3 separate regions of the Homo sapiens genome follow, and regions 2 and 3 are each linked to region 1. The links are chromatin contacts, found by Hi-C or POLR2A ChIA-PET in ENCODE. All regions are on one chromosome and are shown on one strand. Each heading gives the region's core, a stretch centred on a gene start or an enhancer-like site at or near the end of the contact. The rest is flanking DNA. Distances are from core to core; before and after follow the strand shown.

Region 1 (2,757 bases), core at 104-2,603:
TGTATATTTTTCAGTTCTTCGGTTGAATGTTCTGTAAATATCTGTTAGGTCCATTTGTTCTAGAGTGCAGTTTAAGTCCATTTTTTCTTTGTTGACTTTCTGGCTTGATGACCTGTCTAGTGCTGTCAGTGGAGTGTTAAAGTCCCCCACTATTATTGTGTTGTTGTTTATCTCTTTTCCTGATAGCAATTGTTTTATGAATCTGGGAGCTCAAGAGTTAGGTGCATATATATTTAGGATTGTAATATCTTCTTGTTGGATTGATCCTTTTATCATTATATAATGACCTTCTTTGTCTTTTTTTGTAATATTGTTGCTTTAAACTCTGTTTTCTCTGATATAAGAATAGCTACTCCTGCTTGCTTTTGATTTCCATTTTAGGCCTCAAATACTAAACTCTTCAGGCCTGATTCATGATATCTTTTTTTTTTTTTGAGATGGAGTCTCACTCTGTTGCCAGGCTGGAGTGCAGTGGCGCAATCTCGGCTCACTGCAACCTCTGCCTCCCAGGTTCAAGTGATTCTCCTGCCTCAGCCTACAGAGTAGCTGCTACTACAGGCGCCTGCCACTATGCCTGGCTAATTTTTGTATTTTTAGTAGAGACGGGGTTTCACCATGTTGGCCAGGATGGTCTCGATCTCTTGACCTCGTGATCCACCTGCCTCGGCCTCCTAAAGTGCTGGAATTACAGGCATGAGCTACTGTGCCCAGCCCAATATCTTTTTTTGTTTTTTCAACTTTTAGGTTCAGTGGATACATGGGTAGGTTTGTTACGTGGGTAAATTGTGTGTTGCTGAAGTTTGGTGTATGAATTATCCTGTCACCCAGGATGTGAGCATAGTACTCGATAGGTAGTTTTTCAACCCACATCCCCTTCCCTCCCCATGTAGTCCCTAGTGTTTATTGTTCCCATCTTTGTCTCCATATATACTCAGTGTTTAGCTCCTGCTTATAAGTGAGAACACATGTTATTTGGGTTTTCTGTTCCTGCATTTGTTCTCTTAGGATGATGGCCTCCAGCTGCATTCATGTTGCTGCAAAGGACATGATTTTATTCTTTTTATGGCCGCATGGTGTTCTGTGGTGTATATGCACCACATTTTATTTGTCCAGTCCACTGTTGCAGGGGCATCTTGATTGATTTCATCTCTTTTGTATTGTGAATAGTACTGTGATGAACATACTAGTGCATGTGTCTTTTTGATAGAGTGATTTATTTTTCTCTGGGTATATACCCAGTAGTGGGATTGTTGGGTTCAATGGTCGTTCTGTTTTAAACTCTTTGAGAAATCTCCACATTGCTTTCCACAATGGCTGAACTAATTTGCATTCCCACCAGCAGTGTATGCGTTCCCTGTTCTCCTCAACCTTGACAACATCAGTTATTTTTTGACTTTTTATTAATAGCCATTCTGACAGGTGTGAGCTTGTATCTCATTGTGGTTTTGATTTACATTTGTCTAATGATTAGTAATGTTGAGCTTTTTAAATATATTTGTTGGCCACATATATGTCTTTTTTTGAGAAGTGTCTGTTCATGCATGTCCTTTGCCCATTTTTTAATGGGGTTGTTCTTTGTTTGTTGAATTAAGTTCTTTACAGATCGTAGATATTAGATCTTTGTCAGATGCATAGTTTGTGAATATGTTCTCCCATTCTGTAGATCATCTCTTTACTCTGTTGATAGTTTCTTTTGCTGTGCAGGAGCATGATATCTTGCCTTTTAAAGGGATCCCTATCTTATACCTTGTTTTAGGACCAGAGAGTTATTGCAACATGCTGTTCTTTTCTACAGTGAATGGATTGGACTATATCTCCTTTTAGGCATGCCTTCTACCTATGATTCTGTAAATTTTAGCACCTAGCATTCAATTTAGAAGAATGTTTAATTTTTTAGTGCTCTTAGTTCCTTAATGAAATAGATTTGTATCATACTCTTTTGGAGATGCTATTGAATTCTTTAACACTTTTTTTTAATAACTTTCCCTTAAGGTATTCCCATCTGTCGACAACACTTAATTTGGAATAACATGGAACTTGAAAATGATTATTGCTTGAATGATTACAAGTGAGTGTAATTGCATATTGGCTGTTTTGTAGGCACTTAGTATTATGACTCCATATGCTAATGTTTTTCTTTTGAACTCTTAGATCATGTCTGTTTTTCTCCTGAATAGTTCACATTCCTAGATTTCATTATACATCCTGAACTTTAGATGCATTAGTTTGGTACTGTATACTACTTTAACCTTTATCCTCTGATACATTTATTTTCCCTTTTCATTTTTCATGTCAAGCTGTTTATCTCCTGCCTTTTGAAATCCTCCTATTATCTTCTTGCCTACTTTTCTCCTTTCTTTGAATATTGAACCATTCCTTCCTGGCTATGTTCCTTTCTTTCTGTTTTTACAAGAGTTTTGGATAAGAGAGAATTGTTCTTCCCAAAGTCTTTCCTTTCTCATTAAGCCCTCCTTTTGTTACTAAGCAATGCTGTGTGCACCAGTGACTACCAACGTACTTTCTGACACTTTGTCTCTCTTATTTCTCCCCTCTTTCACATAATTCATCACTCTTTTGTTAAGAAAAGAGTAAAAGGATAAGAGGCAGTGTGGAATAGCTGTAAGAGCACTGAGAGTCAGGAGACCTTGTTATTTTTCTATTTTCTGTTTTATTAAATAGATTTGCTATTTTCTGCACTTTGGGTCTCCGGCATGCCACTTTTGTTCTCTGGGCCTCCTTTTCCTTAATGTGAAATGA
Region 2 (2,790 bases), core at 278-2,777, 190 kb after region 1:
CCTCACTAAAACAGCCTGAGAGCCTGGCTCCTTCCAGGACGAGTGCCCCAACCTGTTCTCTAGCTGCTGGAAAAGACCCCTCTGTTTCTTAAAAGCCTGTTAAGTTCCTTCAGGCTAGTAGCTACACCTTGTTGCATACTTCCTTGGAAATAGAGAGTGCTTTCAAATTAATTTCTCACTTATTGCTATTAGTGGTCCCAAGAAAAAGAGATGAAATTGCAGCATCTTGTAATGGTGAGTTTTTTAGGTCTAGGAGAGAGGTACTGTCATCTTTGTTTACTTGCTGAGAGACGACAGAAATGTGTAGTTGTGGGGTATGAAGGTAAAGTCAGTGATTATAGCTAAAAAGCAAACGTCATTTAAGGTCACTGGTATTTTTGGATGTTGGAATGCAGGTTTTGTTTTACATAGAAATTTTCCCTCTAATTATTTTACCATCTTATGTTCTGGAAAATGATTCCATGTTGCTTTAAATTCATCTTTCAGTGAAGTTCTTATTTCTTACCAAAAAATGACAGCTTTGTCATTTCTTACATCGTTTTTTCCTTTCTGTTGCCAAATGCCCTCCAGACTTTCCATGTTGGTGCGGTAAGCTAGACATTTTTAGTTTGTAGTGATTGTTTTCGTTTGTGTTTGTATGTTTTTGTGCCCATAGTCACTTCTGTAATGTTCGTTTCTGAGTTTCCTTTGGGGGGATTAACCTGCCACTGAAGTGTCAGCTTCCCTGTCATGGGACTGTCCTTGGAATGACAGGTTTTCCTTCCACCATAGGATCTGCCACTGTGAAGGAGATGATGAGAGCCCCCTGATCACCCCCTGCCACTGCACAGGAAGCCTCCACTTCGTGCACCAGGCCTGCCTGCAGCAGTGGATCAAGAGCTCCGACACGCGCTGCTGCGAGCTCTGCAAGTATGAGTTCATCATGGAGACCAAGCTGAAGCCACTGAGAAAAGTACGTGGGAGGAAGGGATGCTTCACCCTTCCTGAAACCAGTGACCCCCAGAAAGCTGGTGTCTCAGATCATGAGGTCATGGCTTGCCTGCGTTCATTTCCTTAAAAAGCTGGGGCTGGTGCTTACATTTGCATTGTAGAGATTGTTGTTTCTGGTGCTGATTTTCAAGTCCCTCTTCTCAGGAAGAAGCTCTTTCTGACCATTCATAATCCTTCTTTTCCCTTCAAAGTAAGACTGCTTGCTTGTCGGTGTCAGTCCTCTGGCCTTTGACTACAGACTGTTTGTGACATATCTTAGCACCTAATTTTATACATATTAACTGTTGACGTCCTGCTTCTCTGATTAGGACTGTCTGTTGGAGATTAGTATCTCCCCAGCACCCAGCACAGTGTAGCATACAGTAAATTTATTTGTATACACCCATGATAACTATTTGCTGGATGGGAGTGTGAGTAGGTGGATAGGGAAAAGAAAGGAAGCACAAACGTTGCGTGATGTGCAACTGTCTTCAGAAAGGACCCACAGGCATTGCATGACACGCAGCTGTCTGGAGGCCCATGTCACTGCTCCCTCTGAGAGGAGCTTTGTCCGCCACACTGGCTTCCTGTTTAAATTTTGACTGTTTCATATATCTCTCTAGATGCCCAGCACAAAAGGTTTTGTCTGGAAGAATAAAAAACTGTTCCTATCTCAGAACATTAATATATAAATTGCAAGATAAGTCACATAATCAAATACTAGCCAATTAAATGCTAAATGGTGTGCTGGTAGAGCATAACAGTCATTCAGAAAAGGAAATGCTCATTATGAGCTAGAGTGCTGGGGAAGTGGAGCGATGGTAGCCTCATAGGGTGTTTGGGTTTTAGAGCAGTTCTTGAAGGATCACTAGGATTTGGAGGCAGAGTGCAAGGAGTTTAGAGAGGTCAGGCTGTCTGTGGAGTAAAGCATACCCTAGAAAGGTGAAGGTGAACATTGACAGGGTGTCAAGCTACGTGCGTTGTAGGAAGTAGCAGGGAGCATGGGGCACTGAGGCACTGACTCTGTATTATAGGTAGGAAGACCAGGGAACTTGCTAGTGTATAAAATCCCAGCAGAAAACAACCAGATTTAGAGAAGGCTTGTGCAAACTGCTTAAAAAAATGTTTTGCCCAGTAGAAACCTTGTAATTTATTGGGTGCCTACTCTATGCTAATCTCTCAACATGGGAAGTCCTTGAGGCTCTATTTTCAACTACCCTGCATAGACTCATCTGGAAAGAGGCTGTGACTAGGGTTGGCAAAGGATATGTGCAGAGTGTTTACACATTGTTCTTTCTCTCTACCTTTATGTGTTTTCTCCTGATTCGGAAACCAGTAAATGAAAAAGAAAGTCTGGCTATTTGGAGTAAATTAATGAGCTCCTAGAGGAGATGGGACTAGCAGAGTCTGCTTGTACCAGGAACTCTTAGCGTCGATTTCGAGCTGTTGCTGCCAAAGTAGCAAGGACCAAAGAGTGAGCGTCTTCTGCCATTCACCTTCACAATGTAGTGTGACCCATCTGCTAGTGTGTTGTGGCATCATCAACCCTCTTCTTCCGCTCGTCCATGCCAGTCAGCACATCAGGGAGACTTAAAACGTAGTACCTGGGTCCTGGGCCAACATACTGTTTTCATTAGGACTGAAATCATAGAATTCTTTATCAGGCCATCTTATGTCTGCTTGCAAGAATAAGCAGACAAGGGGATTTTTGATGGTAGTTCTGCATTCATCTTGATCCTGGCTTCTTTTCATTGCATAGAAAGTTGGCTGCACCTGGTACCTGGTTGAAGCCAAGTGGTTTTAGGAGAACAATACTTGGGG
Region 3 (2,754 bases), core at 47-2,546, 230 kb after region 1:
TCAGGATGAACAAGGAGCCTGCAGGTGACCGAGAGGGTGTACTGCTGGAAGTTGCCATGGCACAGCCTGGGCAGTGTGGCTGGCTTTGTGATGGGCTGCATACAGTAGGTGCTCAGTGCTACAGCACCCTGGAGCTGTCGAATAATACCAGCATCATCTTCCAGTCCTTCTGGTACCTTCTTCACTTGGATCCAGCCCCTTGTGGGGAAGGAGGGGCTTTTACACAGGTGCTTGCTTCCAGGGAGGCTGCTGTGGTCTCACCATGGCTACGACCAGCAGCCAGGCACTGGAATACCCAGAGAAGCTTCTTTCAGCCTTGCTGCCTCCTTCCTCCCCCAGCACCCCTCGTCAGCTGAGTGTTCTGGGCTAGGAATGCTTGTCAAGCTGGAGGGGTAAACCTCACTGTAGCATCTGGTGTCAGTCTGGGTGGGGAAAAGAACTTATTTCTGGGAGATGAGAGGCCTACGCAGGCCCCGAGAGCCCTGTAGGGCCTGAAGATGGCCCAGTGCCAGAGGGTGCCCCAGAAAGAGGTCCTGTGCTGGGGCACCTGAGGTCCCGGGTGGTCCCTTGCCCCTGTTCTTTGGAGGAACCAGGAGTGAGTCACCAATTACCCAGCTGGGTCTGTTTGACCTCAAAACAGGAGGTTTACTCTGAAAACAGGGTGGGTCTGGTAGTTCTCAGAAGAAGCCACAGATGTAGGAAGAAGTGGAGTTAGGAGGAACATATTTACATGTCATCTAGAGGCAAAATATTTCTATATCCTTACAGATAACTGGAATATTCAGGGCTTCGAAGACCCGCTTTTGTAAAAAGAAGGACCCTGCAAGCCAGAGAGGGCACCAGGCTTTTTCAAGGCCACACAGGCAGGTAACAGCCACCTTGATCACCTGGCCTAGGGGCAGTGACCTAGCTTTCTCCTGCATCTTCAGCTTTCTCCTGTGCCAAACTGTGGCCCAGGCTGGGCACCAGCTGTTGGCCATGTGCCCGGTGAGCCCCCCACCCCTCGCCCCTACTTCTCCCAGGACGGGCCGCATTTCTGCACTGTCCCGCCTCACTGGGAAGGAAACTCTCTTTCTCAATTTGCTTTAATGAGGCCATTGAGGTTCACCTAACCTCTGTCTCCCTGCTCTTTCCTTCTGCTACCAGCTTTTCCATTTTTTACGCCACAGTTGTGCTGTGCAGGGCAGGAGCAAAGCCTGCTGAGGAGGGCTGGCCCCCTTCCAGGTACAGCAGGTGGCTAGGAGGAACTGCGTGCCAGAATTACTCAGAAGCAGCGGCGAGGAAACCAAGCTGTCGCCAGCCAGAGGTTTAACGGGGAAGGCCTCCTCGGTGACTTCAGCCAAGTTTCAGTTTCCTGCCAGTGGGCACTGAGTTTAACCCACTCTAGGCGGGGAGTGTAGCCATCCAGATTTTAGCAAGGGCCCCAGGGGATTCTGACGCAAGCTATACTTTGAGAACCACTGCTGAAGAGTTTGCAATGTTTTCCAAATTAATTTGACTACAGAACAAATCATTTTTTTGAGGGAAACATGACTTCATGCTTTGTATTAACTCTTGGTCTTATTTTATGATGCATTTTTAACAACATGATGCTACCTTAGCAAATAAAATTGAAATTTTCTAGCCTCGTCTGATTTTTAGATGGGATACCACCCTACATTTTCCAAACAAATTTATTTTACAATGGGACACATCCCTGATTTCATAACAAAATTTAATGAAAGTCAATATGTTTTATAGGCATCAGTTAATAGAAGGGGATTATTTTTTAAATTTCCAAGGATTTCAGAGGCTTTCGGGTAGCATTTGGGAAGTTAAAAGTGGGAGAATCCTACTTGTGTCACAGGAAAAGTGGTTCCTATGAGTGCTTTGGTGACTTGGGGCCAAATGGTTTCTGAGTTGGGATGACGATAAGAGGGGATGTGGTCTTCTTCCCATATACAAACCCACGCTTTGCTTTCCAGTGCCAGGCCAGCAGGCCCCCTCCTCTTCCGGCCTCTCTTTCCTCCGCCATCACTTCTCCCGATCCCCAGCCTGGGTCCTCACCCTTCCTCCTGCTGCTACGTCCCTCCCTTCCTCCACAGGCACCCTGCCCGTCCACTGAGCTCAGGGCCCTTCTCTCCTGGCCTGGCCCCTCCGCAGCCTTCCTTGCCTGGGGGATATCGCTCCTTCCCTACACCCCTGGTGCCTTTTGAAACAGGGTCTCACTCTGCCGCCCAGGCGGGAGTTCAGTGGCGCAGATCACTGCAGCTTCCACCTCCCCGGCTCAAGCGATCCTCCCGCTCGGGAATCCCCGAACACTGGGATTACAGGCGTGAGCCTCCGCACCCACTCCCTACCGATCATCCCCCTTCAGGACGCTGCCATCCATGTAGCTGGGTCGTCTGGAGCACGGGGCATGTGGCTGGCCTGCGGGGCTGGGGGAGGGCCGGTGGGAGTGGCTGCCCTCAGAGCCCACCCCCTAGGCCTCTGCCTGCCCCCAGGTTCCCTCTCCCCCGTCCCTTGTCGGGAGTCACTCGTCAGCTTCTCTTCTCAGCCCGGCTGCGCAGCGCTCTCAACCCAACCCCTGGACTCATCTTCGCCCCAGCCTCCTTCGTGCCCAGCGTCCCTTGTAAATGACCCCCCCGGCCGGGTGCCCCGCTTTCTCTCTCGGCCTCTTCCGCGTGGTCTGCTCTCCGCCCGCCTGCGCTCGCCCGGCCTCCCTGCCTCTGCGCCTTCACCTGACCGCAAAGGCGGCCAGGGCAGCCTCCGCGC

The links. Hi-C counts contacts between places; a loop is a spot of excess contacts on that map. ChIA-PET counts read pairs that join two places held with the same protein, here RNA polymerase II (POLR2A). Pooled maps may share reads with other maps.
Region 2: a map of B cell shows a loop between it and region 1 (2.5-fold over the local background). The contact joins two enhancer-like sites. A Hi-C loop is called at or near these places in 3 of 168 maps with a recorded cell type or tissue (B cell, left lung and transverse colon), 16 of 37 single-sample maps with no recorded cell type and 8 of 50 pooled maps. POLR2A ChIA-PET finds 5 or more read pairs at or near these places in 4 of 52 experiments (OCI-LY7, T-cell, activated B cell and 1 more).
Region 3: a loop to region 1 is called in a pooled map, with 5 times the contacts of the local background. The contact joins two enhancer-like sites. A Hi-C loop is called at or near these places in 5 of 37 single-sample maps with no recorded cell type and 4 of 50 pooled maps. POLR2A ChIA-PET finds 5 or more read pairs at or near these places in 2 of 52 experiments (activated CD4-positive, alpha-beta T cell and activated T-cell).

The regions. Positions count from the first base shown.
Region 1 is chr10:45,652,295-45,655,051 of GRCh38, reverse strand. It overlaps ZFAND4 (zinc finger AN1-type containing 4), which reads left to right. Exons shown (of 10, transcript NM_174890.4): 3 at 1,993-2,068. Among named protein-coding and RNA genes, the nearest start is that of ZFAND4, 19 kb to the left of the region's middle. RefSeq lists an enhancer at 357-456. Within about 2 kb of position 1,353, at least 2 of the 41 ENCODE cell types and tissues checked have a DNase peak (open chromatin) inside an H3K27ac peak, as active enhancers do; they include OCI-LY7, where a contact is called at or near this core.
Region 2 is chr10:45,459,393-45,462,182 of GRCh38, reverse strand. MARCHF8 (membrane associated ring-CH-type finger 8) reads left to right here. Exons shown (of 8, transcript NM_001282866.2): 6 at 772-952. Among named protein-coding and RNA genes, the nearest start is that of MARCHF8, 75 kb to the left of the region's middle. Within about 2 kb of position 1,527, at least 6 of the 41 ENCODE cell types and tissues checked have a DNase peak (open chromatin) inside an H3K27ac peak, as active enhancers do; they include OCI-LY7, where a contact is called at or near this core.
Region 3 is chr10:45,419,178-45,421,931 of GRCh38, reverse strand. The region is part of intron 4 of ALOX5 (arachidonate 5-lipoxygenase); the gene reads right to left. Among named protein-coding and RNA genes, the nearest start is that of ALOX5, 46 kb to the right of the region's middle. RefSeq lists enhancers at 1,078-1,579, 1,608-2,299, 2,300-2,754. Within about 2 kb of position 1,296, at least 33 of the 41 ENCODE cell types and tissues checked have a DNase peak (open chromatin) inside an H3K27ac peak, as active enhancers do.